2 separate regions of the Homo sapiens genome follow, and region 1 is linked to region 2. A link is a loop called in an ENCODE intact Hi-C map of the cell type or tissue named here. Cell type or tissue: PC-3. All regions are shown on one strand. Each heading gives the region's core, and the rest is flanking DNA. Links, peaks and the distances in the headings are about the cores only.

Evidence for each region. Peaks named below come from ENCODE experiments on the same cell type or tissue, not always from the same donor. Only the 100,000 strongest peaks of a DNase experiment are listed, where the experiment ranks them.
Region 1: a loop joins it to region 2, with 2.0 times the contacts of the local background. A loop is called at or near these places in 7 of 110 quality-filtered maps.

Annotation. Positions count from the first base shown.
Region 1 is chr14:52,340,918-52,357,734 of GRCh38, forward strand. No RefSeq gene overlaps it. Among named protein-coding and RNA genes, the nearest start is that of PTGER2, 35 kb to the left of the region's middle. In PC-3, for the core only: no CTCF peak of the experiment used is centred there; DNase peaks (open chromatin) are centred at 7,594 and 8,034; H3K4me3 peaks cover 1,673 bases; H3K27ac peaks cover 3,646 bases.
Region 2 is chr14:52,407,319-52,424,135 of GRCh38, forward strand. No RefSeq gene overlaps it. Among named protein-coding and RNA genes, the nearest start is that of PTGER2, 100 kb to the left of the region's middle. In PC-3, for the core only: no CTCF peak of the experiment used is centred there; a DNase peak (open chromatin) is centred at 6,933; H3K4me3 peaks cover 366 bases; H3K27ac peaks cover 735 bases.

The DNA.
Region 1 (16,817 bases), core at 4,357-12,356, 66 kb before region 2:
CTACGCACTTAACCACTCTTAAGTCTCTGAGGAAGGTATTCCTGACTTGCACTTCCTACCATGACCATAATGAAAATCAAACGAATTCAACATTGTAATCAATAATACGTTTGCAACCCTTTGCTAAAACTGTTCAGAGCAAGTAAAACTAATATAATGGCCCTGCTTTTTCTCTGATGCTGTGTATTCTCTGAAGACATATCTCTGAAATGTTTTCTTCATAATATTCTGAAAAAATTCACCCTATTCCATATCCACTGTAGATCCTAAGATTCTAATTATGATAATATAATATTCATCTCTCCGAATACCTGTGGAAGTATACCATGATCCAAGCCTGTAAAAGAAATTAAATACAGGTGGAAAAATAAGCCTTAGACTAATTATTTTTCCCTCTGCAGATAATCTTACAAACAGCACCCAGCTTTTAAGAAATGGCAAAAAAACAAAGCAAAACGAAACTTAACACTGATTTAGTCAGGCATATCTCTGTCAACTCATTCTATCAACTTTTAACTCAGCAAGAACTCTAAACAAGGAAGCCCAGTTTGGTCAGTCACAAAACTGTATATTATTTCATGAAGATTTTCAGAGTATAAGTGATATCTCAGAAATAATGGTGTTATATCTAAATACATCATTTTACATGAAATTTTCTCAAGGCAAAACAAAATAAAATGGATCTCTGATAAGCATTTGCATTTCTTATGCCAAAAAACAATACCCCAGGGGCTAAAACTAGAAGCTATAGTTTGAGTTTCCTAAGAATTCAAGATAAAATATCAAATAGTGACATAAATAATAAACTCAGCCACATATGTTACATTAAAAAACTTTTTAGTAGGCTTCCACTTTAAATGTTGATCCCAAAGTCTTATTTTACATTCAGATATTTATTTCGAGTGAAGAATTTTGAACTAAGAATAATGACCAACGTGGGCATCTAGCTTTGGCTGAAAATTAAACAAAAGAAAAATCAGCAAATACACACATAAGAGAACTTGTGCTTTGATTGTGAAGCGGTCATTATGACTGTATATTGCGTTTCCAAACATCAGTAAATAACAGTGTTCACTGAGAGGATTCTTCTCCAGAAATGAAAGTGTTGATTGAAAGGCTTCTTCTTCAGACTTATCTTTGGAAAGTCCTTTGAAAATCAAGTACACATGCGTAAATACAATTTTTTTTCTTTTTTTCTGAGATGGAGCCTCACCCTGTTGCCCAGGCTGGAGTGCAGTGGCATGACCTCGGCTCACTGCAACCTCCGCCTCCCGGGTTCAAGTGATTCTTGTGCCTCAGCCTCTGGAGTAGCTGGGATTACAGGCGTGCACCACCACACCCAGCTAATTTTTGTATTTTTAGTAGAGATGGGGTTTCTCCATGTTGGCCAGGCTGGTCTTGAACTCCTGGCCTCAAGTGCTCTGCCCGCCTCAGCCTCCCAAAGTGCTGGGATTACAGGCGTGAGCCACTGCGCCTGGCCCAGTTGTATTTTTTGTATCCTATGTACTTCCGGAAAGGATTTCAGGAAAGTTACAATGGTAAGTCACCTATGCAACACAATAATCATGTACAATTATGTATTTCTAGTTATATATATGAACTAAATGAAAATAAACTACTCTTTCCTTAATACCACATTGCCTGTCTTTTGTGTTGATGATATGACAGACATTTGTTATCTAATCCCAATAAGAAGAGAAAAAAAACTCAACTGCTAACGGTGAGGCATTCTAGAAAATGTAATGGACAATGTCCAATATTGGAACAAAAGAAATGCTCTTCAAATGTAGCCTTAATTAACAGACCTTTATTAAAATTTTTAAACTTGGCCCAGTTCAGGTATTCTGTATACACAGACAAGACAATATGATATATATAATAAGATACTTTCTGACTATCTAGCAAGACAACAATCATGGTGGCTTTTTATTGTGTCAATGTAGTTAAGCTACAACTGTTTTCCAGAGCTCCCTTCTTTTCATGGTTTTGGGTTCAGGTTGGCCACAAGAAAAATGTTTGCCAGAATTAGAAGGCAGTAGTAAAGCCTCAGCCATGTTTAAGCTCTGAAGGGCAACGTTAGGTCAGGTAACACTGTGGCTCATGCACATTGTTAGATTTGCTGACTCATCTTGTTGGCATGGGAGGGCAATGGCTGGGCCCCCAGCAACCCATCTCCTCCCAGATCTCCATGGGACAGCAGCCTGGCCCACTGCATCTCCAACAGGAGCTAGATTGCTTTCTTCAGCTTTTTTGAATCCTGCACCAGGTTCATGTGCTGTGCCAAGTGAGTGCACCAGGTCTTCTGAAGGTCACTCACATCATCAAGGGGGTGGTGGGAGCCCAATAAAAGATATCCTAAATAACTATCCTAGATATCCAAGGCTGATAAAAGAGATCCTAGAAAAAGATTACCCTATCATTGAGATTTATCTGGCTTCTGGCTTCCTTCCAAGATATTTTTAGCTTCATACCATAAACAGGGCATGTAAGGGTGAGTCTACCCACTTTCCCAAGAGGGCTGTCTTTTAGGCCAAGGAAAACAAATGGTAAAAAGGTGAGGGATCATTCTAGAAAGATCTTTATAGAACTGACAGAGTAAAAGAAGTGGCTAGGTTTCACAATTTGGACAGGCTATCCCTGGAACAGTACACATTGTTTCTTTATTCACAATAGAAAAAAAAAATACCTACACATACATACCTACAAAGCCAGTTGACCAGAACAAGAAGGAAATACCTTAGAAAATGCCTTATTCTATTGGCCTGGAAACCTAACCAATGAAGTGAGACAAGAAACAGAAACACATATGAGAGTTAGAAAGGAAGACACATTGTTTGTAAATAATGATTGTCTGCATGGAAAATCCACTGGGCACTTTAAGCAAATGATCGGAATAATTTTTTTTTTAAGTTCAGTAGGTTTGCTGGAAAGATCAACTTGGAAAAACCTATAGTGTTCCTACACACAATGACAAATGAGAAAATATAATTTTTAAAAATTTATACCATGAACAGCAAAAATTACAAAGTAGCTTGGAATAAATATATCAAAAGATGTGAAAGATCTTTATGGAGAAAATTACACTACTTTATTGAAAGGCATAGAAGACTGACCAAATGTACAGTTATATTACTTTCATGAATGGAAGACCCAATAATGTACAGATATCAGTTCCAACCAAATTTATCTACAACATCCAAGCAATCGTTTCCTATTGCTCCTGCAACAAATTTCCACAAACTTAGTGACTTAACATTTATCACCTCAGTGTTTCGAAGGGCAGGAGTTCACAATGAGAGCTGCAGGGCTGACATCAAGGTGTTGGCCCAAACTGTATTCTTCCCAGAGGCTTAAGGTGAGACTTTCCCTTTACCTTTTCCAGAACAGAATTAAAAACTAACATTGTACGATTATCTCAATAGATGTAGAAAAAGCATTCAATAGTATGCAGCATCCCTTTATGACAAAAACCCTCAAGAAACTAGGCATAGAAGGAGCATACCTCAAAAAAATGAAAGCCATCTGTGACAGACTCACAGCCAACGTCACGCTGAATGGAGAAGAGTTAAAAGCATTCCCCCTGAGAAGTGGAACAAGACAAGGATGCTCACTTTCACTACTTCCATTCAACATAGTACTGGAAGTCCTAGCCAGAGCAATCAGGCAAGAGAAAGAAATAAAGGGCATGCAAATTGGAAAAGAGGAAATCAAACTATTACTGTTTCCCAATTATATGATAATATACATAGAAAATCCTAAAGACTCCTCCAAAAAAACTCCTAGATTTGATAAATGAATTCAGTGAAGTCACAGGTGACACAATCAATGTACACAAATCAGTAGCAGTGCTATACACAATGACCAAGCTGAGAATCAAATCAAGAACTCAATCCCTTTTACAAAAGCTGCAAAAAAAGTAAAATACCTGGAAATATACTTAACCAAGGAGGTGAAAGATCTCTACAAGGAGAACCAGAAAACACTGTTGAAAGAAATCACAGATAACACAAATAAATGGAAATATACCCCATGCTCATGGACTGGAAGAATCAATATTGTAAAAATAACCATACTGCCAATTCCTGTCAAAATACCAATATCATTTTTTATAGAATTAGAAAAAAAAAACTCCTAATATTCATATGGAACCAAAAAAGAGGCCAAATAGCCAAAGCAATCCTAAGCAAAAAGAACAAAGCTGGAGTCTTTTCCAGCTTTTAGAGGCTGCTTGCATTCCTTGGCTGATGGCCACGTCACTCTGACCTCTGATTCCATCATCATATCTTCTTCTCTGATTCTGACACTTCTCCCTTTTTCTCATAAAGACCCTTCTGATTACATTGGGTCTGCCTGGATAATCCAGGATTATTTCTCTATCTCAAGATCTTTAACTTAATTATATCTGAAAAGTCCTTTTTGCCATGCAAAAAAGAAAGGTTCTAGGGATTAGGATGGGACCTCTTTGAAAGAGGGTCATTACTCTGTCTGCCACATGAAGACAATTTTGAAGAAGAACCAGGAGAGGGTCCTTGCCATACTAGATACTAAGATTTATGATAAATCTCCCGTAATTAAAATCAGGTTGTATTGGAAGAGGCATAAGTAACGAGAACCCAGAAAAGGGCTATCATATATGGGAACTTGGTATATGACACAGGTAGTTTTACAAATTAGGAGGGAAAGCCAATAAACACTGTTGAGACCATTAGTTGTCCATGTAGGAAAAAAGAATTAGCTCCCTAACTCATCGTATATATAAATCAGTTCCAGATAAATTGTGTAGACATAAAGGTGAGGAAAATATTAAAATACTGGCAAATAATTTTATGACCTTAAGTAGAGAAAAATTTCCTATAAAGACCCCCAAAGCACAAATGATAAATTGTATACATAAAAATGTAATACTATTCCACAATAAAAGACACCATGCATAAAATAAAAAGACAAGCCAGAAACTCTAAAAGATGTTTGCCATCCATGTAGCCAAAACCAAACCATTAATATTGAAAATACAGAAAGAATGTCTATAAATCTATAAGAAAGTCCAGTTATATAAAAATTAAAATAGATCAGAGTCCTAAATCTAAGAGCTAAAACCATAAAAAATCTTAGGAATAAAATACGGGTAAATCTTCATGACCTTGGATTTGCCAGTGGTTTCTTAGATACGACATCAAAAGTACAAGCACCAAAAGAAAAAATAGATAAGTTGGACTTCATAGAAATTAAAAACTTTTGTGCATGAGAGGACACTATCAAGAAAGTAAAATGACAACCTATAGAATGGAAGAAATATTTGCAAATTATATATTTGATAAGGGTCTAGTATCCAGAATATATAAAGGGCACTTAAAACTCATCAATGGAAAAATGAACAACTCATTTAAAAATAGCAAGGACTTGAACAGACGTTTCCCTAAAGAAGATATACAAATGGCTAACAGGTACATGAGAAGATGATCAATACCATAAGCCATTAGGGAAGTGTAAATCAAAACCATAATGAGATACCACTTCACATTCACTGCAATTGTGTTAACACTTTTTTAAATGGAAAATTAGTGTTGGCAAAGTTGTGGAGATATTGGAACTTTCATAAATTGCTGATAGAAATGCAAAATAGTGTAGCTGCTATAGAAGACATTTTGGGTGTTTCTCTAAAAACTAAACACAGAATTACCACATGACCCAGCAATTCCATACCCCCCAGAATTGAACAGGGACTCAAACAGATACTTTTTAACCAACGTTTATCAGACTACTATGAAAGGTGGAAACAACTGAAATGTTCATTAACTGATGAACGGATAAATAAAATGTGCTACATATATATTACATATATGCATAATATATTATGTGTAAATATTATCTATATATACATATTATGCATATTATATACATACACATACACCTCAATATTATTCAGCCATAAAAAGGAATGAAGTACTGATACACACTACAATATGGATGAACCTTGAAAACATTATACTAAACGAAAGAAGCCAGGCAAAAATGACCATATAGTGTATGGATCCATTTATACGAAATATCATGAGTCAGCAAATTTATAGCGCTAACAGCTTAGTGGCTTCCAGGATCAGAGGTGGGAGGAAAATGGGGAGTAACTGCTTAATGGATATGGGTTCCCTTTTTGAGTGATGAGAAGTTTGAGTGATGATGGTTGCACCGCTAAATATCACCAATGGTAAATTTTATGCTATACATATTTTAACACAATAAAAAAGCACAGGTGATAAACTGCATACGTCAAAATGTAATACTCCTACACATTAAAAGACACCATAAATGATGTAAAAAAGATAAACCACAACTTCTTAAAGACCACTGCCACCCATGTAGCCAAAAAAGCATACAAGATTATAAAGTGAACGTCTATAGCTCTCTAAGAAAATACAAACAACACAATGAAAAAACGAGCCAAGGATAAGATCAGACAATTTATAGAAGAAAGAACCTAAATGTCCAAGAAAAAACAAATATGAGAATGTGTTCAACCTCATTAGTAATTAAGAAAATGCAAATGAAAACATATTTTGCACCCTATTAGACAAGAATCACACATCAGTTAAAAATGAATGGGTAAACTAGATCTAAATATTTTCTTATGGATAAGAAAGGTGGAAACAACCCAAATGTTCATTAACTGATGAATGCATAAATAAAATGTGCTACATATACATTACATATACACTCAAAAACAATGTTGAGTTTAAAAAGTTAAGTTTCAGCTCACTTATAGAATAAACAGACATTTGTGTAAAGTTTAAAAACACATAAACTGAAGCAAATATTTTTATGAATACAGACATCTGTAGTAAAGGTACAAAAACTCAGAAGGACAGATACCCAGTAACTTCCTGATGACAGCTGTCTCTGGGGACGGAGGGACAGGAATAGAGTAAGGGTGGCACAGAAGAGGAGTTGTCCCTTATTTTCATTTATTAAAAACAAAGTAAAACAAACAAACAAACAAACATCTGGAATCCCAGCACTTTGGGAGGCCAAGGTGGGAGGATCACTTGAGCCCAGGAGGCTGAGGCTGCAGTGAGCTGTGATCACGTCACTGCACTCTAGCCTGGGTGACAGAGCAAGACCCCATCTATTTTAAGAAAAAAAAAAAGAAAGAAAAAAAAACTGAAGCAAATAAAACACATTGTTGATATTTGTTAATTCTGAATAGCGGGCACCTATGCCTTTATTGTATACTTTCCATGCTTTCTGTGAGTCTGAAATTTTTTAGAATTAAAAAACTAATAGTCTATTAATGTGGAGAAATAAGACACAAGTCTGCAAAGATGAAGTATATAAATGTGTAAATTTTGCTACGGTGAGGAAATTGACTAAACGTTTATGTGTGAGAGAGAGAAAAAGAGAGAGAATGGCAGATATTTCCTGCATTGAAAGTTGCCAAGTTGGGTTTATTTGAAGAGACCTCATAATGACAACTTTGGTGACACTCCCTAGTCAGGGATCTCTGGATAGGGCAGGGCCCAGAGACTTGGACATTTGCTCAGGACAGTGCGCGCTGCAATCGACTAAGGCTGCTTTCTGTTGCTGCCAAGCAACAAAATTCAGAACAAAAACTGTTACCCACTTCTGATTCATCCAATATTTTTTATAGTCCATGGGTTCATGTTACGTGCTTATTGGCTTAAATTTATTTATTTAAATAAATAAAATTATAAAGTTTAAAATAAACCTAAACTTAAATAATGGTTTAGGTATATTTTAAACCTAAAATATAAGCCATAATATTATAGGTTGGATCAATGTTTTTTAGACTACGTTTGCTATTCTAATCACAACTGGGAAAAAGTGATCCCTAGCCCATTTGCTTTTGAGGCTCTTGCCTGACACCAGTTCATGTTTTCTGAAGAATACCAAAAGGAAAATGTTACCACCACTCACTCATTTAACAAATGATCTGCTGTTGATTTTCTGGGCTGCAGATTCTGTGTTAAACATTTAAACAGCCACACGGAAATGACAACTTACTGACAAAGTTGGCTAAGAAGTTCCATGGTTCCACAGTTCAGATCTCTAAGTATGAGTCCACGTTGCCTGCTTGCTCAGCACACAGGAATGCTTAATTTACATGGTACTTTTTTAACTAATAAACACTTCTTTCTAATGCAGGGCTAACTTGCAGAAGCCTAACTTAGTATTCTTGGGTTTTTTGAACCATATCACAGGAGATAAAGCAGGGAATTCTTTTCCTAAGAATCACTGCAAATTTGTAAATATTGTATGTCAGTAAATATGGCATTAAGATGGAATTTCTGTTTGGTAAGATTAGTGACTGTTATTTTCACAGCATGTTCTGACATAAGAAGAGCATACTTATTTTTTAAGCAGAGTACACGATAAAATGTATAATCCTTTCCCAAATCTCATTATTCAAAATTTTCTAGAACACAGCCTCCTTTGTTAGAATATAACCTTGTGGGCAGGAAATTTATCCTATTTATTTGGCATACAGGTCGTATCTAGTTAGCAGCTGTTGTGAATAGTGCCAACGCCAGATAATTACATGGATTATGGACTGCATTATCTAATCAAGAATCAAGATGCATGCCCTATCTTTTGCTCTTAAAAGATGGCATGAGAAAAACAAACAAAAAAAATGGAAGTAAAATATTAGGATTCTAATAACTCCCCAATCAAGAAAACTGTGTTTTTGCACATGAAGAAATAAGTGTGGTCATTGTGATTTTGGAAAAATATATAATCTCACACTAAGAACAGTAATGTAAACAGCACATGGACAATTAGCTATAAATCTCTAGAAAGCAATTCTTTATACTGAAGGACAAGAACCAAGATATTAATATTTATGGGTACACACACACACACACACACACACACACAAAACAAGAAACATGATGTGGTATGGCCTTGCACCTTGGGTTTGGCTGGCCAACCAAGGGGAAAACCCCTGACCCAAGCTGTCCTGGGCACATTCTCTTTTTGGTATTTGGAAATGGAGACGAGAAAGCTGAGTCAGAATCTACGTGTGTGACAGTCCCTGCCATGTGTAAGCTTGGGCATTCTGGGGAGGCCATGTTTTGCTCTGTGAACTAAAGGGCAGAAAAAGCCATTCAGTAAAGAGAAACAAAGGAGATGAGTGCTGTATAATCTCCTGTTGCTGCTGTAACAAATTACCACAAACTTAATGGCTTAAGACATACAGATGTGTGATCTTACAGTGCTGGAAGTCAGAAGTCTAAAATTGGCTGGCCGTTTGCATTCTTTCAGAGGCGATAGGAGAAATTCTATTTCCTTGCTTTTTCCATCTGAGGCTGCCTGAATTCCTTGGCTTATGGCTACATCACTCCACTCTGCTTCCATTGGTCACATCTTCTCTGACTCTGACCTTCTTACCCGCTTCTAAGGACTCTTGTGATTACACTGAGCTCACCTGGATAATCCAAAATAAATTCTCCATCTCAAGATATTTAATTTAATTGCAAGGTTCCTTTTGCTATATAAAGTAGCATTTTACAAGTTCCAGGAATTAGGACACCTTATGTGTGGTGGGGGACGGGGGGTCATTATTTGCCTACCCTAAAAGCTCAAGGAGGAACAGTGATGACAGGTTCCAATAAAATGAAAAGTTCCAGTAGCAAGCCATTCCTGCATTTCTGCTCTTGGATGCCATGACACACTCTTATACTCCTGTAAGAAGCCTTTTGGGCAACAGCTGCCTGAGCGCTCTGTTGACATGAATTCTGAAGACTTATTGGAATGTCATGATGAGTGAATGAATGTCTGCCAGGGCACCAAACAAGGAGAGCTATCTCATATGTGTCACAAATTCGCCATCCTTGCTCAGGATTAGAAGTTGTAGAATTAGTATGGCTGGGTGTAAAGAATCATTTTGTTCATTATAAAAAGGGGGCTTAAACTATGAACATTTAAATCCTTGTTAATAGTACCAGAACCTTAATTAAGGGCTATTTGCCTCAGGAGCCTGTCTGTAATCTCAGGAGCTGAGAGTAGGTAGGCCACATGTTACCATGCACTAGATGCATAGCACTTAGGAAAAAAATCAACTTGATGATTTTGCTACATAACACCTCTCCCTTTGAACAAAACAGTTGCTGTTTGGGGTCCCAGATCACAAACCTTTGAACAAAACAGTTGCTGTTCAGAATCACTGATCACGGACCTTAGGATCGCATCATACGGCTCCTCCTAAGTAGCATGGCCACAGGCAGGAGGCAATCTGTCTCACTAGGCAAAGCATTTTTCCATGTCAGAGCATTTGCTCACAAGAGAAGGCCATTGGTTTCAGCAACCCAAAGTTTTCTTTCTGTCAGTTTTGTTTAGTGCCCTGTGCCAGGAGCTCACTTATGCCTGTATCCTTGGCTCAATTTAATAGGGAATTCTGCCCTGAGTGACACTTAATAACCTCAGTAACCGCTAGCTCCAGTGTTCTCAGTGACTTCATAGTGCTGAAATTACATCGTCACATTCACACCAGCTAGAAACAAAGATAAGCCCAAGATGGCACAGAATTCATGAGGAGCCGAAGGGTGAGCTGGAGGGTATGGCTACGTTTTTTAAACGGCATCAAGAACTCAACCTGTCTCTCAGAATCAGTGAGAGCACTTAAAAGGAGAGGAGCCAGACTAAATAACTCACCAGGCAGACCTCCTCTGCTTAACTGCCTTGAAGTTTTCCCTTCCTGAAGAATTCTTTCCTCTCTGAAGATTTAAGGAGGCACATGTGATCTAATCCCCCACACTAGCTTCTAAACCCTGTAGAATGAGTGTTTACAAAGTAGAATCTTTTACTAGATATTGTAAGAGAGATGTCTGTGTGTGTTTTGCCAAGAAATTAAAATCCAGTCTTTGCCAAGGAGCATAAATATACTTGGCAGAATCCAGAGGCTCAGTAGCAAAGATAAAAGTAATTGTTCCCTTCAGCCAATTGCTCACACTTATTACAAAACATTTATCTTCCCCCAGGGTGGATTTTCTCCTCTGATGCCGTCTGGCCCAGGAGGACATCATCCTCCGCCCTGGAGGGCCCATGAGATGCTCAGGGCCACATCAGTACATTTCTATGCAGCTCCAGATAGGTACAACCCACAGAGTACAATTACTGACCTGAAACATTTCATCTCTCAGGGATGTGATATTTTCCCCTCCAGTAATGATCAACTTTTAAGAAAGACATTTATATTTTAACTATGTCATTCTTTCCAGTGCTTTAAAACCTGATTTGATTTTCTTCAGCTCTCTGGGCTTTATATAAATGTCAGTAAACTGAATGGGCTGTCAACACCTAGATTAATGATTGGCTAACAGGAGATTTCTTGGTTTTATATTCAGTGAAGCAACTCAGGGACTGTAAGCACTGTGGTGCTTTTACGATTTTTCCCTTAACCCTTTTATGCCCCTAAAGACGTATCACCCTGGGAGAAAAACAACCACAGTGGTCTGATTCTGAGTAAAACCTCTCTGTTCTTCCTTTTCCTGTGCGGTGTGCCCCAAACCAACTAATTATCAGAAAACTAAAATGTTGATACACCCAAATTTAAACTGGTTAAAACTTTTTAACACAATTTGAAGGTCAAAACAAGTCTAACATTTCAACAAAAACTTGTGCCATCATCAGTAACTAAAATTTAATAATACTTGGCAGTGAATTCAATTTACTCTGTGTACTTGACAATACTACAGCTGCGTTTCTTTCTAAAATAGCCTCTAAAACGTTTCAAATAACGCAATTGCTCATTTGTTTAGAACTATAGTTGTTTGTGTACTTATCTTACTTTTCTCTTGAATTGTGTGTTCCTGGAAGGGAGACACTTCAAAGCATTGCACAAGGAAACCAAACATGCATCAGACATAATCCCTGTCGTTCAGGACTTGAAAACACAAGAGATGAGAACTTCACACAAACAGCCATCCCCATCTTCTAATGGTCCTCTTCTTTTTCTCCTTGCACCCCACTGCTACACTTGCAAAAAACACAAACATTGCTTATTATTTATTAAGTGGCTCTTTTCAAAAACTTCTACAAAAAAAGCCGTCCCTCCAGATCCTTTTGAAAAAGAGTAATCCACATTATAAATCATTCCTATAAATCATCATAATAACATATAATGAGGTTACTATTTGGGATTTTTTGAGCAGAGAGGTAGAGTAGAAAGAGCAAAGAAGGAAGTCTCTTCAGAGAATGACTAAAGTAAGCCATTTGGCAATGTTGTTAACATTGTAGCTCACATTTTATATAAAAGCTAGACACTACAGATTTTAGATTATAAATTATTTTTAAAAATCAAACATCCTGGGGAAATGTTTTTAATACATTAATAATATTATTGTCAAGGTCTTTTCCCACAAAACCACAAATAAAAGAGTATAAAGGTCAGGTGTGGTGGCTCACGCCTGTAATCCCAGCACTTTGGGAGGCCGAGATGGGTGGATCACCTGAGGTCAGGAGTTCGAGACCAGCCTGACCAACATGGAGAAACCCTGTCTGTACTAAAAATATAAAAATTAGCCGGGTGTGGTGGCGCATGGCTGTAATCCCAGCTACTCGGGAGGCTAAGGCAGGAGAATCACTTGAACCCGGGAGGCGGAGGTTGCAGTAAGCCAAGATCGTGCCATTACACTTCAGCCTGGACAACAAAAGTGCAACTGTCACATAAAAAAATAAAAAGGTATAAGATGCATGGTTTTGCACATTTCATGGCCTGACAAGTAGTTATACAAACCAGAATTTCTTTTAATAAACCAAGAAAGTCAAATTTATTCCAGGAAAAAAAAGTAAGATGCAAACAAGTCAAAATCTATCACTAAGATTTTTAGATAATAAAGACACTTAAGAGTAACTATTTTCCACCTTCTTTAGCAAACTTAGTAAATCAAAACTTGGATTTACACAAACAATAACCTATGAAGTGCCTTGATAATATATGAAGTGAGGCCACACGCAGTGGCTCATGCCTGTAATGCCAGCACTTTGGGAAGCCAAGGCAGAAGGATTGCTTCAGCCCAGGAGTTCGAGACCAGACTAGGCAACATGGTGAAACTCTGTCTCTATAAAAAATATAAAAATTAGCTAGGCATAGTGCCGTGTGCCTACAGTCCTAGCTACTTGGGAGGCTGAGGTGGGAGGATCAATTAAGCTGGGAGGTCGAGGCTGCAGTGAGCCATGATTGTGCCACTGCACTCCAGCTTGGGTGACAGGGAGAGACCCCATCTTTCTCTCTCTTTCTCTCTCTCTCTCACTGTGTGTGTGTGTGTGTGTGTGTGTGTAGTGAAATTTAAGTATCTAACTTTTCTAGTTTTACTAAGCAGTTTATAAATGTAATTTTAGGATTACATGTGCTAAGTAAAACAAAGTACATCATAACAGAAAAGAGCCTCCCTTATGAGTAAAACACAGATCTTCCAAGATTTTAGCAAAAAAGAAAAGTCCCCAGGAAGTCATTCCAGAATGGGAGTCTGCTAAGGTTTTCCTCATATTGATTCCCACTGAAGCTCTGACTCAAAAATGAACACTCTTCCCTATCCCCTCCCTGCCCCATTCCCTAGTTCCCTTTGACCCATTTAATATTTTCTTTTAGACTTATAAATGCATATACTTGTGTTGCTTTTCATTTTGTAGTGGTTTTTGCTTGATATATTTTAAAACTTAACTAAATAAGAGAGAACATAAGAAATAATTATGGAAAATCAAAACTCTAAAAACAGGCACATTTCCAAAGTACATATTTCTGATCCTAAAATAATCTCCCTCTAACCCTAAAGGACCAGTAATTCTTTGCAGTCACCTTACCCAGCTCCCATCTTTTCCAGTTCCCTGCATTTCCCAAGTTAGCTGAGAAGTCTTGGAATCTATACTAATAAGAACCAATCTTAGAAAATAGTTCTTAGACACAAAATTTGACCCTTTCCTTTTATTTCCTTTCTTTAAATTTCCTTCACCTGTAAGCCTGCACTTAAGCCCAGTTTCCCATCTAAGAAACACAACTGATTAATGGGGACATGGTGATTAGAATAATTAATTATCCACCTCTTTCTAGCCCAAAAGTTACAAGTTCAGTCCACCTTCGGAGGAGGCTGTGATTCAGTGGCAAGTCACTAAGTATACAGCCAAATGTGTGATATCCCTAAACTGGACAACAGCCATTGCATACACACAATGTTATGTCTTACTCCACACTACTGGCTTTGGAGGCCATGGAACTCAGGGGGACTCAGCCTGCTCAGGTCTTATCCACAAACCACTCCCAACAGCTGAATAAAAGGAAGACAAAGCCCCTCAAGACTGCAGGAACAGAAGACACAAACACTTGATGAGAAAAGAGCCATAGGGCTGACTATTTGAACCGCAAAGGAGTTGTGGGAGGAAGTCATTGAGAAATGAAACTCAGATTAACAGCCCAGGACAAACTGGAATTTGACTACATGTTTATGACTCAACATGGAATGCTACCAGATTTTTTTCATGGACGTTTATTCACATCTGAAACATAAACTAGCAAGAAAAAAATCCAACAACAAAAAAATAGCAACAGACTCCCAGTAATTAGAATAATTTCTAGATTTCTGCTTTTTGTAGAAAAACTACAGTTTGAGAGTAATACTGTGAGGAAGACAGCAGAAGTCAAAGATTTGTGAGTGGTCATTTTTTCAGATGGGTTCTCTTTTCTCTTTTTTGTTGGTGTCCCATCCATATCCCCTCAACATTCACCTCATCGGAAACTCCCAGCCCTTGTGGCTCTCCACTTTATGGCTTTCTTCCTAGTCAGGGAGTTAGCCACACTACAAGTCAAGTCACAAGTGTCAGGGTTCATGACCCTGAGTAATCCTCAGTCCAATGTAAGATGAGTAGTTGGTAGATAAATACTCTAACTTCCTCACTCCTCGGTTGGTATAACTTTGAGGCCGGTTCTACACTGGATGCCAGGGTTCCCCAGGGGGATTGAGCTCTGCCTGCCCACGTAGTAACCCCATAACACACCGTTTAAAGGCTGCCTTCCCCTCCCATCTTACTTCTCCAGTTCCCCATTGGTATTTCCTGGGATCATTTCCCTCCCCAAATTACTCGTACCCAAATCTTTAGAGTTTGTTTCTGAGGGGACCCAAATTAAGACAGGGTCTTGGCTGACCCTTGTCTCACTGAGCCAAACATGAATGGCATGGCAAATCCACGTAATACCATGAAACAAGTCCCTAGGTAGCGCAGAACAGGTGTGCTTCTGTTCAATCATCTCACATCTGGCATCATGAAGGCTCAGTGGGATGGGTAAAGGTGGACTGGTGCCAATGTAACCAAAGCATCAAGTTATGAAGATTATGTAAACATTGATTCTGCACAGCATTGGCGAGTGTGTGAGAAAACAGGCATTCTCACTCAACCTTCATTGAAGTGGGAAATGTTACAATTCTTTGAAGGCACTATCTATCAAAACTTTGAATGTGTGTATAGACTTTGGCCCCCAAACTCCTCTTTTAGGAATTTATTCTGTAAAAATACTTGCACATGTATGTCTAGGAATTTTCATCATAGCATATTTAAAATAACAAAACAATTTCCACCAAAAGGAGACTGAATAAATTGTGGTGCATTCATATAATGGAATAATTCATAGCCTTTTAAAAATGAGATAAATCTATATGTATTCAGGTAGAATATCTCCAAGATACATTTTAAAAATGAAAAAGTAAATTACAAAACATAGTCTTTTTTGTTTTAAAAAATTGTATATAAAGTAAACCAGAACATATAGAAAGCCATACTGTGTTTTAGACAGGAAGACTCAACATGATAAAGATGTCGGTTTCAAGTTATTTCATAAATGCAATGCAATCTTAGTAATTAAAAAAATGACATGAAGTTTCTTTTCTGGAGCTAGACAAATTAATTCTAAACTTCATGCTAAAAATAAATAAATAAACAGGCAAGAATAGCCAGGAGAGACCTGAAAAGAATGAACAATTGCTGGGGGTGGGAGTTGGGGTAAAGAGGAGAGGCTAGCCTCTATCTGTTATTTAAATATGTAATAGAAGTCTCTGTAGTTCAGCTGTGTGGTACTGGTTGAATAGACTATGGCGTGAATGAGAGGCGGACCAATGGAACAATAGAAATTATAAAAATAGAGCCAAATCGGGAAATATAATAAAAGAGATAGGTGGCATTTTAAATCAGTGGGTAAAAGATGGGTTTTAACACATTCTTTTTAATTAACAAAATTTTTAATTAAAAACATTTGAAATGAATAGACATTTAAATAAAGATACAAGCAGATTCACACATTCTAAGTGAATCAGGTATCTGAATGTACAAAATGAGACCATTTTAGTATTAAAATAAATCATGGATTAATTTATTTAAAACCTGAGAGTGGAGAAACCCCCTACCTAGAACTCTATACCCAGACTCAATAAAGTTAAAAAGCTTTCACATGGCAAAAAGTCTCATAGGCAAAGACAAAAGACAAATTGGAAAAATATTTGCAGTGTTTATCATGGAGCTAATCTCTCTGGTACATAAAGAGCTCCTACAGATTGTGAAGAAAAAGACCAACAATCTGTCAGAAAACTTTAAAAATGTCTAAATACTTTATAGAAAAGTAAAAGCAAATGGTCTTTAACATATAAAAAACTTCAACCTCATTCATACTAAGAAAAATGAAAATGAAAATTTAAGGAGCTATTACTTCTCTACCAACAGATGACAAAAAAATCCAAAATCTACGTCTGTTCCCAGGCTGTGGAGAAACAAGCACTCTTATGCATTGTTGGTGGGAATGCATAATCGTAAAACCCCAATGG
Region 2 (16,817 bases), core at 3,458-11,457:
TTAGACTACGTCCTGGAAGAAGTGACTAAATGGCGGTAGTGCTGTTTTATGATCGTTTCAAATAAAAAAAGAAAAGTAAATAAAAACATGGCGGGAGATCTGGAAAACAGAAGGTTGAAAGATGTTCTGGGGATGTGTAACCTGATGAGGAAAGTCTGGGGGGTTGGGGGACATAATCTTCCCAGCCTTTCCAGCTACCTCCAAGCAGAGACAGTAGACGTACTACCTCCCTGACATGGTTTTGCTGTGTCCCCGCCCAAATCTCACCTAGAATTGTCAAAATCCCCACGTGTCAAGGGTGGGGCCAGGTAAAGATAATTGAATCATGGGGTTGGTCTTCCCCATACTGTTCTCGTGGTAGTGAATAAGTCTCACGAGATCTGATGGTTTTATACATGGGAGTTCCCCTGCACAAGCCCCCTTGCCAGCCACCATGTAAGACGTGACTTTGCTCCTCTTAACCTTCAGTCATGATTGTGAGGCCTCCCCAGCCACGTGGAACTGTGAGTCTATTAAACCTCTTTCCTTTATAAATTACCCAGTGTCTGGTATGTCTTTATTAGCAGCATGAGAACAGATGAATACACTCCCCTTCAGGGGATGGGGCAAGGACCTAGGGAAAAGGGGCAGGTAAAGTGGGCTCTAATTCCAGATGAAAAAGAACCAGAAACCACTGAGTAGACTGTCTCCAAAGGCAAATCCTCTATTCACTGGCTGCTTTCAAGAAGAAACTTCATCACTCCGCATCAGGGATTTTGAAGAGGGGAGGATTTGTTCATCTAGTAAAGCTAGATTAAATAAACAATGTGGCTCCTTCCAAACTTAACATAATTTATTTACAAATTATTAAGACAAGAAGCTAAATCATATAGCTACCAGTCCCACACAGTATGCTTATTTTTACAAATGTGAGGTAAGGCAGAAGGTGCCCACAGATGCCTTGTCTCACTATTTGCGTTTTGTAGCAACTATTTTCCTTCAGTCACTATTGCAACCAGATTGAATGTCTGCATGCTTTTACTCCATTAGTGTAGTGGTTAAAAGAGCATGAGCTCTGGAGACAGACCTCCTCTGCTTTAATTTTGGTTTTACCAGTGTGGATTTAGGGCACATTAGCGTTCAAGCCTGTTTCTAATCTGTAAACGGGATAACAGACCCGTTCATAGAGTCGTTGTGAGGATCAACTGAGACAGTCCATGTAAAGCACCTACTGTGGTTCTTGCAACATAGCAAACCCTCAGCAAATGTTACCTATGATTATATTATTAGTAGTAATAGACTGTATGGTTCTTTGCAATGTGGATTTTACTCTTCAACTTTAACTCTCTCCTACTTTAGGGCGTAAATTACTGAGTTTGTCTTGTTAACTGTTCTGCTTCAGGAACAGTAGAATTGATGATACAAAGTGGGGCTTCTTAAACAGATGGTAAAAAGTAGCATGGTGCAGTGCTCAGGCCGGGGGCCTGGAGTCTAGTCTTCCATTACGGACTAGCTCTGTGACCAGAAAAATCATTTATCCTATGCATCAGGACTGAATTATCTTTATGCTCTTTCCTGGCTAAAATATTTTGTCCTAAAAGGAGCCATGGGTGGAAAATAAAAAATGAGGACAGACAGAAGGAATAAGAAAACCGAAAAGCCTGAACACTGACGATTTAGTCTTTGAATCAAAGTATCTCCTTTGCAAATTTTACTGTGCAATTAATTGTCCTTGTGAACTGTATATGCTAAGGCAATAATAACTATTTCATCCAATTATAAATTACTAAAATTGCCCTAAATTTTAATAAGTGTATGCCTTGTTCAACAGAGGGGAAGCTAAAGGTGAAACTTGCCAGAGATTGTGACAATACTCATATGCAGCCCTCATTATAGGTCTGCACACGAAGGAAATGATCATAGCTGAAAGAAATAGAAAGTTGACTGCTATATAACCCTAGTGTGTTTTGATTTGCTCTGAAATTCTGTAGATTGTACAAGATCTTGAATAGATAGAATTAAAAGAATTCTTTTAATGACAGATGGCTACCTGAAGCTCTACTCTAAGCCAGAGCCACACATTCCCTGTATATCAGAGAGATGGCCTCAGTAATCAGGGGCACAAGGTTCACTCTCCTCCTCTCTCCTGCTCCCCTCTACCCCCGTCTCCCAATTTTGCAAGCACCTCCAGTGTGAATGTATTGTGCATACAAAAAGTAAGACGTGCTCCTGGTGTCAAGGAATTCACAGTGTCATAGAAGAAATAGCCACATAAACAGATCACTCCAGTGCATCGTCATAAGTGCAATGTAGAAATATGTTCGGAGCAGTCTCTGGGTATTACAGGAGGGCTAACTGACCCAGATGAGGAGTGGGAAATGAGACAATTAAACAAGAGAGTACTGGGCAACAATGCAAACCAAGTCTTTAAAGTTACATAGGAATTAGTAAAATAAACGGAATAGGCAGGGTGGCAAGAAACAGCATAGTGGCTGCAAGTGCACTATAAGTAGTTCCACATTGCTGAATCATAATATACAGGACAGGAGGTGGGAAATATAGAATAAAGAAGTTGGCATGAAATGAACAGAAAAGATCCATTTGTGTGATGGTAAAGTGCCTAGACTGGTAGTCCTAAAAGTGTGGTCCATGGACCAACAGTATCAACATCACCTGGGAACTTGGACATGTACATTCTTATGCCTTATCCTGGACCTACTGATCAGAAACTCTGGTGGTAGGGTCCAGCAATTGATGTTTTCAAAGGTGATTTTCGTGCACACTATGGTTTGAAGAACACTGGCCTAGACTATCTTGTAGTGGGAGGGGAAATTTTGAAGAGTGACATGGTCAGATTTGCATCTGAAGCCTCTGCTCAGGTCCCTATTTGTCCACCAAATCCCCATCCCCATCTATAGCAAAGCCAACCCGGTGACCTTTAGCTCAGAGAAATATTCAAAACTTCACGGTCTCCTGAGCCAGGCAATATTGGACGGTAGGGGCCCAGCTTATCAGCCATTTCTGGAAGGCCATTTCCATTACAGCATGCAATCTCTCATATTAATTCTAACCAAACAGTGCCTCTAAATGGTGATGAAGATTCTGACACAGAAACTGCTAGTTCTAGCTGATAGATCAAATTCCTTTAGGCCCAGTACTGAATTCAGCTACCCCAATGCTATCAATACCTCAGCCCACAACACCCCAGGCTTTTATTCCACTTCACACCTGTCACCATTACTTCAGAATTTTATGAATTCCAAGGCACGTTTTTCTTTCTTCCTGCTATAGTTCCTGTCATAGTCCCTTCCTGTTATAGTTCCTGCTATAACAGCCAAAAGAGGATCCATCTAGTCCCCGATCCTGTGTCCACACCTTGGTTTAGTCTTTTCATGAATCTTATAAAAACAAATCAGGAACATGACATCAAATACACATTTCCCTGCCTTTTATGATTTTAGAGATTACTGCCATAATTAAAGGCCACTTCAGAAGATGGACTTACATTTGGGAAACAAAGTAAATTGTATTTTCCTACATATTTATAAAACTATAGAGCTGGGTAACATCAAGCTACTGGGATGGAATATGTCCTGAAAAAATCCTTATCATAGGAATATCTTATTGACTACAAAATATATATTTGGACCATTTTGAGATATGACCTCATCATCAATGAAAAATTATTTTGTAAAAAATTTCATGCAGACACCATACATACTTAAACTTTGAGATATTGGTCTATCTTAACCATAAATCTGTAAGTTTTATTTTTAGCACTGGAATTTTTTTAAGTACCATTCATACCACCCTCCAATATATGAAATAAACAGAAGTCAAGTCACTCTGGTTGAAGCTCAGGAAGGGGGAACAGAGTACCAGCTGTCAGCACCTTCCTTCTCCCCATTAGCAGTGCCTGATGCACTTCCATAGGCCCATTGTTTTAGAATCATTGATCTAATTTGCTCCCAGCGGGCATGAATAATCCCACTCCACTAATAAGGCTCATCTGAGTTGTATCAGATTCTTCAGAGAAACAGAACCAGTATAATTTGTGTGTGTGTATTCACTCCTTAAATAAATATATATATCCCTTAAATATCTTTATATATGAATATACTTACATATAATATTTATATATATAAAATAAAGACTATTTTGTCCGGGCACGGTGGCTCACACCTGTAATCCCAGCACTTTGGGAGGCTGTGGTGGGCAGATCACAAGGTCAGGAAATCAAGACCATCCTGGCCAACATGGTGAAACCCCGTCTCTACTAAAATACAAAAAATTAGCCGGGCATGGTGGCACGTGCCTGTAGTCCCAGCTACTTGGGAGGCTGAGGCAGGGGAATCGCTTGAACCCAGGAGGTGGAGGTTGCAGTGAGCCAAGATCACGCCATTGCACTCCAGCCTGGCAACAGAGCAAGACTCCATCTCAAAAAAAAAAAAAAAAAATTAGCCAGGTGTGGTGGTGTGCATCTGTAATCCCAGCTACTCAGGAGGCTGAGGCAGCAGAATCGCGTGAACCCAGGAGGCGGAGATTGCAGTGAGTCGACATCGCGCCGTTGCACTCCAGCCCCGGTCACAGTGAGAGACTCCGTCTCAAAAAAAAAAAAAAAAAAAAAAGATATTTTTAAAGAATTGGCTCATGTGATTGTGGGGCTGGCAGTCTGAAATCTGTTAGACATTCCATCAGGAATTGATGCCTTCCTGAGTCCCAAGCCAGACTGGAGTCAGAACTTCTTCCTTGAGACCTCAGTCTTTTCTCTTAAGGCCTTTAACTATATGAGACCCACTCACACCATAGTGGTTAATCTGCTTTACTTAGTGTCTGCTGATTTAAATGTTAGTTACATCTAAAAAAATACCTTCACAGCAACATCTAGACTGGTGTTTGATCAAACAACTAGGCACAATAACCTAGAGAAGTTGGCACATAGAATTAGCTAACATAGTAGCTGAACCCAGCTTGGGCTGAGTTTCCTGGCTCATGTAGAAATAAGAAAGGCTCAAAAAATTGCTGACCAGAGATGAAAAAAGCATCTTGTAGTGCCAATGTGATCAAAAGATGCTACTTTGAAATGATTAATGTCCAAAACTACAGGTCGAGCAAGGGCCACAAGCAGAGTAAAGAAGGCCTAATTTTAGTGAATTTGGCTTATCTCAAAAATGAATCCTAGAGTAGAAATTCATCACCAAAGTTCTGCCAGAAACGAAAAGCTTTTCATTAAAGATCTATTAATATTTGAGGTTGATAAATTGAGGTTGAAACTCTAGCAGATTGGAGTTTCATACATAACTGGGACCTGTTTCCTAGCAGCTGGTTCTTGTTACCAGGGATGTAAATGATGAAAATAAAATTTTTGCCTTTTGAAAGCTGAGCTCATACTTCTTTTTCAAAAGACTATTAGCTCTTTAACCTAAAAAAAAAAAAAGATTCAGAAAGGAGTGGCTGAATAACCAATACAGTATGGTTCACTCATGCATTATTTAATCACTCAGAAAGTTTTTGGAATGTAAGTTGTGTACTTTTACACTACACAGCCCAAGTCTCAGAACGGGCCCCTCTAAACCCACTCCCAAGCTGAACTACACACATTACTATGCTGGTACCACTCTTATTTTGGCCTCATGTGTTGGATCAGGGCAGCCATTTTAAAAAATTGACAGATGACATTGTATGTTTTTATTGTATACATGATGTTTTGAAGTATATATACATTGTAGAATGGTTAACAACTCTAGCTAGTTTAAAAATACATTAACTCACATAGCTGTCATTTTTGTAATGAGAGCACATAACTTCCACTGTTTACATTTTTCAATAATACAATATACCATCAACTATAGTCACCTTGCTATACAATAGATATCTTGAAATTTACTCCTCCTATCTAACTGTAATTATGTATCCTTTGACCAGCATCTTCCTATACCCTACCCCTCTAGCCACCCTAGTCTCTGGTAACTACCACTATACTCTCTACTTCTATGAAATCAGCTTGTTTAGCTCCCACATGTGAATGAGACCAAGCAATATTTGAGTTTCTAGACCTGGCTTTTTTTATCTATTTACTTATTTTTGAGACAAAGTCTCACTCTGTTGCCCAGTCTGGAGTGCAGTGGCGCGATCTCGGCTTACTGCAACCTCTGCCTCCCAGGTTCAAGCGATTCTCGTGCCTCAGCCTCACGGGTAGCTGGGATTATAGATGCATACCACCATACCCGGCTAATTTTTGTATTTTTAGTAGAGGCAGGGTTTCACTGCGTTGGCCAGGGTGGTCACGAACTCCTGACCTCAAGTGATCCATCCGCTTCAGCTTCCCAAAGTGCTGAGATTACAGGTGTGAGCCGCTGCGCCCAGCTGGGCTTATTTCATTTAACATAATGTCCTCCAGGTTCATCCATGTCACAAATGTCAGGATTTCATCCTATTTTTATGGCTGAACAGTATTCCATTGTGTATATTTACCATATTTTTTTCTTTCTCCGTTTATTCATTGCTGGGCATTTAGATTGATTCTGTATCTTGCATAGTGTGAATAGGGCTAAAATAAATATGGGAGTACAGATATCTCTTCACCATAGTGATTTCATCTCCTTTGGATATATACCCAGTAGCGTGTGTACGTGTGTGTTTAATTTTCATTTTGACTCAGTGTTCTGTGGAAAACTTTAATTCACTTAAAAAGGCTGAACTAAAAATATCAATAAAGTTTCACTTTCAGCACAAAACTAGAAATGATGTAAATACAATTTTTTTATCTTGAAGAATTATGATTTTAAGTTGGAGGAGGGATGAGGGAATTAACAACTGTGTTTATGCTATTGGCGTATGTCTTGGCCAGTTTTGCTAGTAAACATCTTTGTCAGTTCTATGGGAGCAATTAAACATGAAATATGCAAGTTTTGAATATTGCCAAGTCTTCAGGAACACGTCACTCTCATAAAATGAAACCGTATTGTACTTTCTCTGCTTTAGTCATATGCCTGTACCATTCATGTCAATAAAGTTTCTTTAATTTGTTGACTGGCATCTGGGTTTTAAGAAGCAGAGAAGAGAATCATGATAAATTTATGTTTCAGGCTATTAAGCGATATTTAGAAAAACTGAAATAAATAGTTAATTGGATACAGTCATCTTGTTAGCTTTAATAGTTTTTCTGCCTTTTTTGCAGTCATGAAACTCTTTGACAACCTAAAGAAAGCTATGGGTCTAGGGCCGGGCGCTTGGGAGGCCAAGGCGGGCAGATCACTTGAGGTCAGGAGTTCAAGATCAGCGTGGCCAACATGGTGAAACCCCCATCTCTACTAAAAATACAAAAAAATAGCGGGGTGGGGTGGTGGGCGCCTGTAATCCCAGCTGCTGGTGAGGCTGAGGCAGGAGAATCATTTGAACCTGGGAGGCAGAGGTTCCACTGAGCCAAGATCATGCCATTGCACTCCAGCCTGGGTGACAGAGCTAGACTCCGTCCCCCTCCAATCCCCCCCTACCACCGAAAAAAAAAAAGAAAAATGGGTCTAACCCCCAGAAGAATGCATACATGTTCATGTACACTCCACTTTACCTATGTGTATTACAGACCCCAAGTAAAAAAATCCCTCCTTAGATATAGGATATTTGTGGAGTGGAGCTCTGCATAAGCAAGCACAGGTCCTCTAACAGAGCCACCTCTACCTGCAGTTTCAGCAGTCAGCCTCTAGCTTACTAGGTGCATGTGTAGATAGAATGTAGTCCTGGGTTCCAATTACCCTTCCATCAACCTTCCTAAATGTTCTGGGACTTCTCTTTGTATTCAGGATCAAAGAATTTTAGACTATTAAACCAAAGGTGAAACAAGATTCCTGATGTTACAAATATTTACAACTATTTTTTTTGGTAACTATCAGAGAGCACTAATGACAACTAAAACAATTCAGAAACACACGGAATAGAACAAACTACACAATGTGCTAAATTTCATATGATAAAATCTGACTTAGGTAATCAGGGATAGTTTTTTCTTCAAATAGTTTATTAAATCAATTTGTACCAGAAACACACGCACACACAGGCACACATATATACACATATACATATATGGGCATACATAGTGAAGCTCTGAAATTACAGGAACATACATAGTATTTATGTTAATATATTTTTGAATATTATTTATCAAGACTATGCCTTTCTTGAAAAGATATCAAGATCTGAAAATCCAAAAATATAAAACAAGAATCTGTGGATTTTCATTTAAAAAGTAATTCTTGGGCCAGGCGCAGTGGCTCATGCCTGTAATGCACTTTGGGAGGCTGAGGCAGGTGGATCATGAGGTCAAGAGATAGTAACCATCCTAGCCAAAATGGTGAAACCCCGTCTCTACCAAAAATACAAAAAAAAAAAAAAAAATTAGCTGGGCATGGTGGCGTGTGCCTGTAGTCCCAGCTCCTCGGGAGGCTGAGGCAGGAGAATCGCTTGAACCTGGGAGGTCAAGGTTGCAGTGAGCCAAGATAGCACCATTGCACTCCAGCCTGGGCACAGAGCCAGACTCTGTCTCAAAAAAAAAAAAGTAATTCTTAATTTTAAAAAAGTACAAAATTATTTATTCAACTAGAAGTTCTGTCCATTCAACTACTTGTCACACATCTGTATAAAAGGGCATTTACTCAGAGGATTATTTTATTATTATCAGAAAACATAAAAGGTGAGTTGAAAGATATCAAAAAAATCTCTATTTTAAAAGGACACTTTGGAGCCATAAAAATCATTATTTTTCTCTAGCAGACCAAAAGCTAAAGATCATTTTCAGGGGGATGGACCAACAGCAATGGATAGGGCCTGAATTCTCAGATTTCCCATAGCATCAGTGGAGAGAGAAAACTTCCACTTTATGAAGCTAGATTAGAGCAAGTGTTAACAAAATAAAGTCTTCTACACATTAAAAAAAATCTCATACCGGCTCATTAAGGGAGCAAGGGAATTACTAGAAATAACTCTGAAATTCTTTCCCACAAATACTGAACTTTCATTCTTTTTAAAATGCGTGTCTGTCAACAATTACAAGAAGGAACAGTAAGACAAGGAAAACAAAGAAGTTGCTGATTATAGGTTCTGTTATGAACAAATATATATTTTTAAATTTTATATTTTCAATGGTAGACATGATTTCTTACATGTTTATAATAATTGCACTTGGGTTGATTCCTAGAAACTTGGGAAAGTATAATCACATAGTTTATAGGTTTTACATTTACTTTTAGAAAGGCAAATCATCTCATGCATTCCTATAAGAAAAAATACCTTTGTGAATTCTTGGGTTTATACTCCTAAAATATAAAAATGCTTTCTCAGGAAAAATGAATTATGATCAAAATTTTAAAAATCAGAGATGCAGAACTCAATCAGAAATTCCCTTCATAGGCTAGGGGAAGTGACCAAGGATAAATCAAAACACTAAGACTAAAAATGTTTCAGGTACTGGTTGTGTCTTCAGTGTTTTCCCTGAAGCCCAAATCAGATTTAAGTAAGATGTAAGAGGTATGAGAGGTCTGCCTTGAATCCTAGAGCTTGGAAAGTCTTTTGGAAAAGACATGGAGAAAAGAAACACCTTTGTGAAAACCTAGACAACTATGGCCGAGTGACTGGGATACATTTGTAACAACGTAGAAAAGGTGAAAAACAACAAATTCTATATACAGGTGATTGATGATTTAAAATATCAAAATAAACTTTAAAAGTCCTTTATACCATTGAAAACATACACTTTACAAAAGCACTATACCATGTAATTCAGATTCTGAGACCTGTACACACTTAAAAGCAGAAAGTGTTTGCAGTACTACTTATAACAGCATCACCTAAAACACCAGTCTTCAACCAACAGGTGATAAATGGCAGCACAAATAAATTATCTAAAATATATTCTCCCTTAAATTTGTTTTATAAAAATCCTGCCTAGGGCTGAAATTCATCAACTTCTGAAAAATAAGAATTTGGAAAATCTCACTTTCAAATGTCCAAGAAGAAATCTCATAACCATGGCTCAGTGGCTTCCTTTGGTGACAAAAACAGGGTAAATCGATGTTATAGTTCATCAATATCACAAAATGGATTGTAGGTTGCATTTGCCAGGCCTTTCACAGTGTCCTGGCGTTTATTTTCCTCTCTTATGGGTTTTTCTTTATTTTATCATTTATGATCATTTATTATAATAATGGTTTGGTGGTTTCTCCCACATATTTTCAGAGCATCTTAGGCAAGCTCCTTTACCTCTCTGAGCCTTAGTTTCATCATTAGTAATATAAAAATGGAAACATCTACCACTCAGATCTTCCTTCTTGGGACTTGAGTGTAATTTATCTTCTAAAACATGGAGTCTCTCTTCCCCACACACCTGGGAATTTACTACAGTTTCATGGCAATTATTTTTTCATGATTCATCTTCAGGTTTACAGCTTATCATGGATTTTTTTTCACCATGTCTCCTTAAAAGATACAAATGGATCTACCATTTCCTCTGTCTTGTTTTCCTGCATTTCCTGCTTTTCATGCCTAGAAACAGAAAGATTACACTCACATGATGAACATCCATACTAACAACATCCCATAAAATGTTACCAATCTGAAAATTTCTGATCTTGACTGTCACTCCATCTTCACTTTAAAAAAAAATTGTTTTTAAAGGAAAATTGCCATAAGATTTTAATTCACCTCCATCAACATCCATCCCTCTACCCCTACCCCTCGCCTCCCATCAACTGCTCCTACCTAACTTGTGGTCTATGGGAAACACCCTTGACTTGCAGTCTGCATGCCTGGTTCAAGCTCTGATTCTACTCCTTAAGAGCTTCAGAAAAATCTCCTTAACTGGCTGGGCGTGGTGGCTCACACCTGTAATCCCAGCACTATGGGAGGCCGAGGCGGGTGGATCACGAGGTCAGGAGTTCGAGACCAGCCTGGCCAACATGGTGAAACCTCGTCTCTACTAAAAATACAAAAACTAGCCAGGCGTGGTGGTGGGCACCTGTAATCTCAGCTACTCAGGAGGCTGAGGCAGGAGAATTGCTAGAAACTGGGAGGGGGAGGTTGCAGTGAGCCAAGATTGCACTACTGCACTCCAGCCTGGGAGACAGAGTGAGACTCTGTCTCAAAAAAAAAAAGAAAGAAAGAAAGACAGAAAAATCCCTTTAACCAGGGGTTCCCAAGCAGGTTCACTATCAGCATCATCTGGGCAGCTTTTTAACTGTTAAAGCAGAATCTTGGAGGGGGTAGCGGAGGGGAGGAGAGTGAAGCACACAAAAAAATACAAGGGTCTCTTTTATGAAAAGCTCTGCTAGATGATGCAAATGAAGACTCTAGTTTGTGACCTATGTGCTGTAACTTATTTATTTATTTATGTATTTATTTATTATTTATTCATTTATTTTGAGATGGAATCCTGCTCTGTCACACAGGCTAGAGTGCAGTGGCGCGATCTCGGCTCACTACAACCTCTGCCTCCCAAGTTCAAGTGATTCTCCTGTCTCAGCCTCCTGAGTGGCTGGGATTACAGGCCCATGCCATCATGCCTAGCTAAATTTTGTATTTTTAGTAGACCTCAAGTAATCCTCTGCCTTGACCCTCCAAAGTGCTGGGATTACAGGTGTGAGCCACCGCGCCCAGCCCCATGTGCCACAACCTCTTGGTTTTGTTCCTAGCTTGTAAAATACTGAGTCTATTTTATAATGATATTGTGAAAACTAAACAATGTATAGGAAAGGGCTTTATAAATGGGAAACTGAATATAATACAAGGTAGTATGAATCAATACTTTTGTAAACTTTAGAGTAAAATAAACTTATTATCAATCATTTCTGCAGCAACCATCACACACAGGATGTGATATAAACATATCAATACTGACTATCTTCTGAAATGCTCATAGTATAAACTCTCTGAGTATACCAGAACACAATTTTAAAAACACATAAAGGAGTTTTAAAACTGAAAGACAAAATGTTTTCACAAGACTTTAGAATAACAAACATCTAAATAATTTCACTCTTTCTGACTTCTTGAATTACATTAAGACTTTATTGTGGGAATCTGCTTCTCAAAGTCCCAGTCTTCTAGGAAACCAGAGAAACACTGGAAGACTTTGAAGCCAAACTAAAGAAAAGAAATGGATGTGCAAATATTGGTATTGGTCTGTCTCCTTCCCATACCTAAGTTGTTTCCTGGAACCATAGTAATTGAGATGCTAAGGGAGGTTTACTAACTCAGTTCCCATTTTGTGCAATTTATATTGCAGGGAATAAACTGTACTCTAATAGTCTGGAAAAATTATTTCAGGAAATGACTTTGGCCCTAGAGAGTATCTGATTCATTGTAATTTCCAGGATAAAACATTCACCTACAATTTTTAATCCCCCAGAGGGCTTAATCTACTTATGTTAATGCAAGCAAAGGGGCTGGTAGAAAGGGACTCTTACTCTAAAATGATTATAATTATCATTTTAGGGAGACCATGTGTTTAAGGTAATCTATCATAGATGTTTAATTCTCCTCTTTCATCAAAATAGAAACACTTGAAGTTTACTTTTTTACTCTTGGGAATGGGTGGGGAATAACTGAATAGGCTTGTAACCCTAAATCATAACCTACAATTCAGAGTTCAAGCTCACTAGTTCAACAACACTTTGCTGTATCTGGCTCCTGTTCCTCTCTGGCCTCCTGCATGTCTTTTCTTCAAACACTCTTCACTCCAAATGGAACTAGTGCTCTTGTTTCTGCATGCACCAGGCTGTTTGAGGTCTCCATGTCATCACCCAGGCTCTTTCCTCTCCCTGGAAATTGCTTTAGTAAATTCTACCTATACTCCAAAATTCAGCTCAAGCATCCTTTCCCCAGGAAGGTTTTCTGGCCCCCAGACTAATTTAGCTGCTCCTCCTCCAGGATTCCCCACAATCCCGGGCCACCCTTTGCCTCAGCACTTATAACAACAGGCAAAAGTGATTTCCATGTCTCTCCCACACACTAGATGCTAAGGTCCTGCGGGTAATGGTCCATTCCTTATATGACTTTATGTTCACAGCACTTAGCTCAGGGCTGGCACTTAATAGGCATCACAGATGTTGGTTGGTTGAAGGAATGAATGTAAATGAATGAAAGATGTGATCTAAAGATGTGTGGCATGAAATCTCAGAGAATCAATTATGCCACTTGCCTATACTGCAATAACTGCATATTTTCTAATTTTTCGAGTAGCCAGATTTTTTTTCTTTTAAGTGGGAAAAGCTGAACTCAACTTCTCTGGTAAACAAGTAGGCAATACAGGGAGTCACTTTGGGTGATCGTCCTTGTTCTTCGAAGAGTCATTTGAATTGCTGTTATAGGTTAAGCAAATGTAAGCCAAGATCCTCTGCTTATAGAAAAGGTTATATACCCTTTTCTAATGCCCTTTGGTATTCACAATTCCAAGAAGGGGTGAAGTGATTTGGACAAGGATCCCTCGGCTTTGGGACAACTTCTCAGTGGGCCAGAGTGTCCCTGAACAATGCTCAGGGGCAGGGAAGGACAAGGGGCTCCCTAAAATAAACCTTGAGGGTAGAAAGGTACTAGAATTGTTAAATGGACCCAGCACTGAGCTGATTGAGAAGAGCAACAGCAACCCCAAGTCAAGAGATGGCAGATGCTGGAACTACTTTAACCCAGATTCAGGGCACATTTGCACTCTGGGGAAGTGGCTATGTGTGAACCAAAGTTGCTGGTGCCTAACAGCTGTAACATTTGAGGACCCAGGCCTCCTTTTGCCATGGAGCTTCTCAATGGAGAACTTCTAGATCATCCTTACCGCTATTACTGGGGTGTATCTTCAAACCAGCACCAAGAACAAGGCAGAATACTCATGGCCCATCCCCTTATCTTCCATTTTCCCTCCTGTGTCAGAGGCTGTGGATTTGTTACAGCATTTTCCATTGCTGCTTTCCGGTATAGAGGTTGGAAAACCAAATACAGGATTTACTTCCCAGCTCTTTTGCAGGTGGGAGTGGCTATATGGCCCAGCTCTGACCCAAGCGTGATACACAAGCAGAATCTCCCAGGCGACTTTGGATTAAGCCTTTGTTCTTTTTATAAAATGGAGGTATCAGGCACCCACCTCTCTCTTTCTTCCTGCCTTAAATACATGTCAGATGCTTGAGCTTCAGCAAGCATCTTGCAGAAGAGAGGAAACAAGCCATTACATTATGAGCGAAGCAAAGAGACAGAACCTAGGACATTGCTACCACCATGAAGCTGCTATATCTGGTGACTACTTATGTAAATAAAGTAAAATATTTCACTTAAGTAAAATGAAACCCAATATGTTAAGTTACTGTTAGATTATCTGTTACATACAGTTAAAGGATTCTGAACTGACACAATTTTCATACCCGCAGTCATATGTATCAGACACTAGTAGCCACAAGTGATATTTAGACACATTGGACAGGGGTTATCCATTAGCAGGAAATCTGGTGGACTGTTACTCAGTACAGAATGGTGCTCTCGAGCACTGCACTCCAGGACACCAAGGGGATGTTGTGTTCAGCCAAACAAAAAACACTCTAGGTATAATTATGTTAACTTTTAAGTTGAGATTTGAAGAACAAAATTCCAGTCAAAAAAGCAACTATTGACTACATTAATGATCAAATGGGACAGATTTTTCTACCCCCTTTTGATTTCTTCCCCCTTTTGATTTCAGCGTAAGCACTGAATATGGATGAAATATTTAATACCACAAAGTGAAAGAAAAACTGTTAATGCTAGATATGAAAATAAATAAGTTAAATTTAAAAATATATTCTAATGGTATCTTTACTTGATCTTAGTTGAAAAGGTGAAGGGACAATTGACTAACCTAAGTATCTTTGAATCCTAAAAATAAGAAGTAAAATATTCAGAAGGTCAAACGGAAGCCAAATTGTTAATGGTAGTTACCACGTCTCCATAATTGGAGTTGGAGGGAAGTGGGACCAGGTATTGCTTTTTGTGTTTGTTTATTTCTATATTGTTTTATTATGAGAATGTATTACTTTATTTTGTGAATAGGACAAAATTTCTAGTAAATAAACCAATCTTTAAGATGACATATATCCAATGCTTACTAGGCATACTCCCATTTAACCCTCAATACCATGTGGTAAGCAATATTTTCACCACTGAGGAAACAAAAATGTAAGATTTTAAGTAACTTTACAATATCACACAGCTGATAATTGGAAGAGTCAGGTCCAAAGATTCTTCAGCACAGATCCAAAGCCCATTCTCTCACCAATGTGCTATACTGGTTATATCTCCCAGATGTTTCTGGATATGGAGGTATTCTCAATTCTGTTTACCAGACATGAGAGTTTCTTTGAATGCTACTTTTGTTAGACAGTTTTTAAGAAAACTGTTCTCCAATAGCTTTTTCTCTCAGACTTTAAGTATCTTTAGAAACAGGAATAACCCTACCTTCTTACAATGTTTAAATGGGGACTTACTCACTGTTCACATTTGTCAAGACCATCTGGGGCTGGTGTGACCTTAGAGTCCTCTCCTGGTAACTTTGGAGAAGTGATTTAGATGCAATAGTCACTCTCAGTACAATAAACCAGACATTCTGAAGGAGTTTCATGGCACAAAGAACTGGGTAGCTGGTTAGGTTGTATCTCTAATAAGAAAACAAGTTTAAATGTGAGGAAAATTAATTCTTCAAAAATAGCCTTCATAACTATATAAAATATCCACCTGAGAAACAGAAAATCCAGACTGCATTTAATGTCAGAGGAAATGAGTGCTTTATTTGATTAAAATACTGACGTGCAATTTTGCCCACTATAAGTCAAGAAGCTGGTCTGGAATATTTCACAAGACTCCAGATTCTGCATCTGTTTTTTTATAGCTCTCGAGGCCTATGTAAGGACTTGACCCTGGGTTATCCAAACTAAATCTTGGATAGGCTTCCACTAATAAAACTTAGTAAAAGAAAAAGGCTTATTTTAAGAGAATGTGAAATTACAGCCTACAACCATAAAGTGTTAAGAATATTAACTCTAAGGGAAGAGATGATTGGTCTGATTATTCAATAATCTAGTCATAGGCCATTTTAGTATTATTTTATGTATTTTATATATATTTTAAAATGTCAGTGCAGAAGGATGTTATGGACAGGAAGTGCTTTACATGGTATCCCACCAAATGGATGTGAAGGAGACTCAGGTTGAATTCCAAATTTTTCCATTCATAAGCTATAGGATGCCTAGATTTTTACCTCAAGCTCAGGTTTGCATACCCAACTCCTTAACTCTATATCTCTAGGCATCATTTTGTTATTGATTTCTAGATTAATTGCACTGTGTTCAGAGAACATGTTGTGCATTTTAATCCTTTAGCAATTATCAATACTTGCTTTATAGCCCAGTATATGTTCCTTTTTATAAATGCCCTGTGTGTGTTTGGAAAGAATGTGCATTCTGCAATCACTGGGTGAAGTTAGGTCAACTTTATTAATGACATTGTTTAACTCTTTGATAACTTCCCTTATTTTTTTCTGCTGGCTCTATTAATTACTTTGTACTTAAAAATCTAATATGGTGAATTTGTCCACTTCTATTAATTTTTGCTTCACATAATTTGATACCATGTTATTAGGTGATCACAAATTTACAACTGTTATAACTTACTGATGAATTGAACATTATCATTATGAATAATCTATCTTTTTAATAATGCTTTTGACTTAATATCTGTCTTCTCTGACATTAAGGCTATCTGACCAGCTTTCTCTCATTTGCATGGTATGTATTTTTTCCATCCTTTTACTTTTAACCTTCCTGTATACTTCAGTT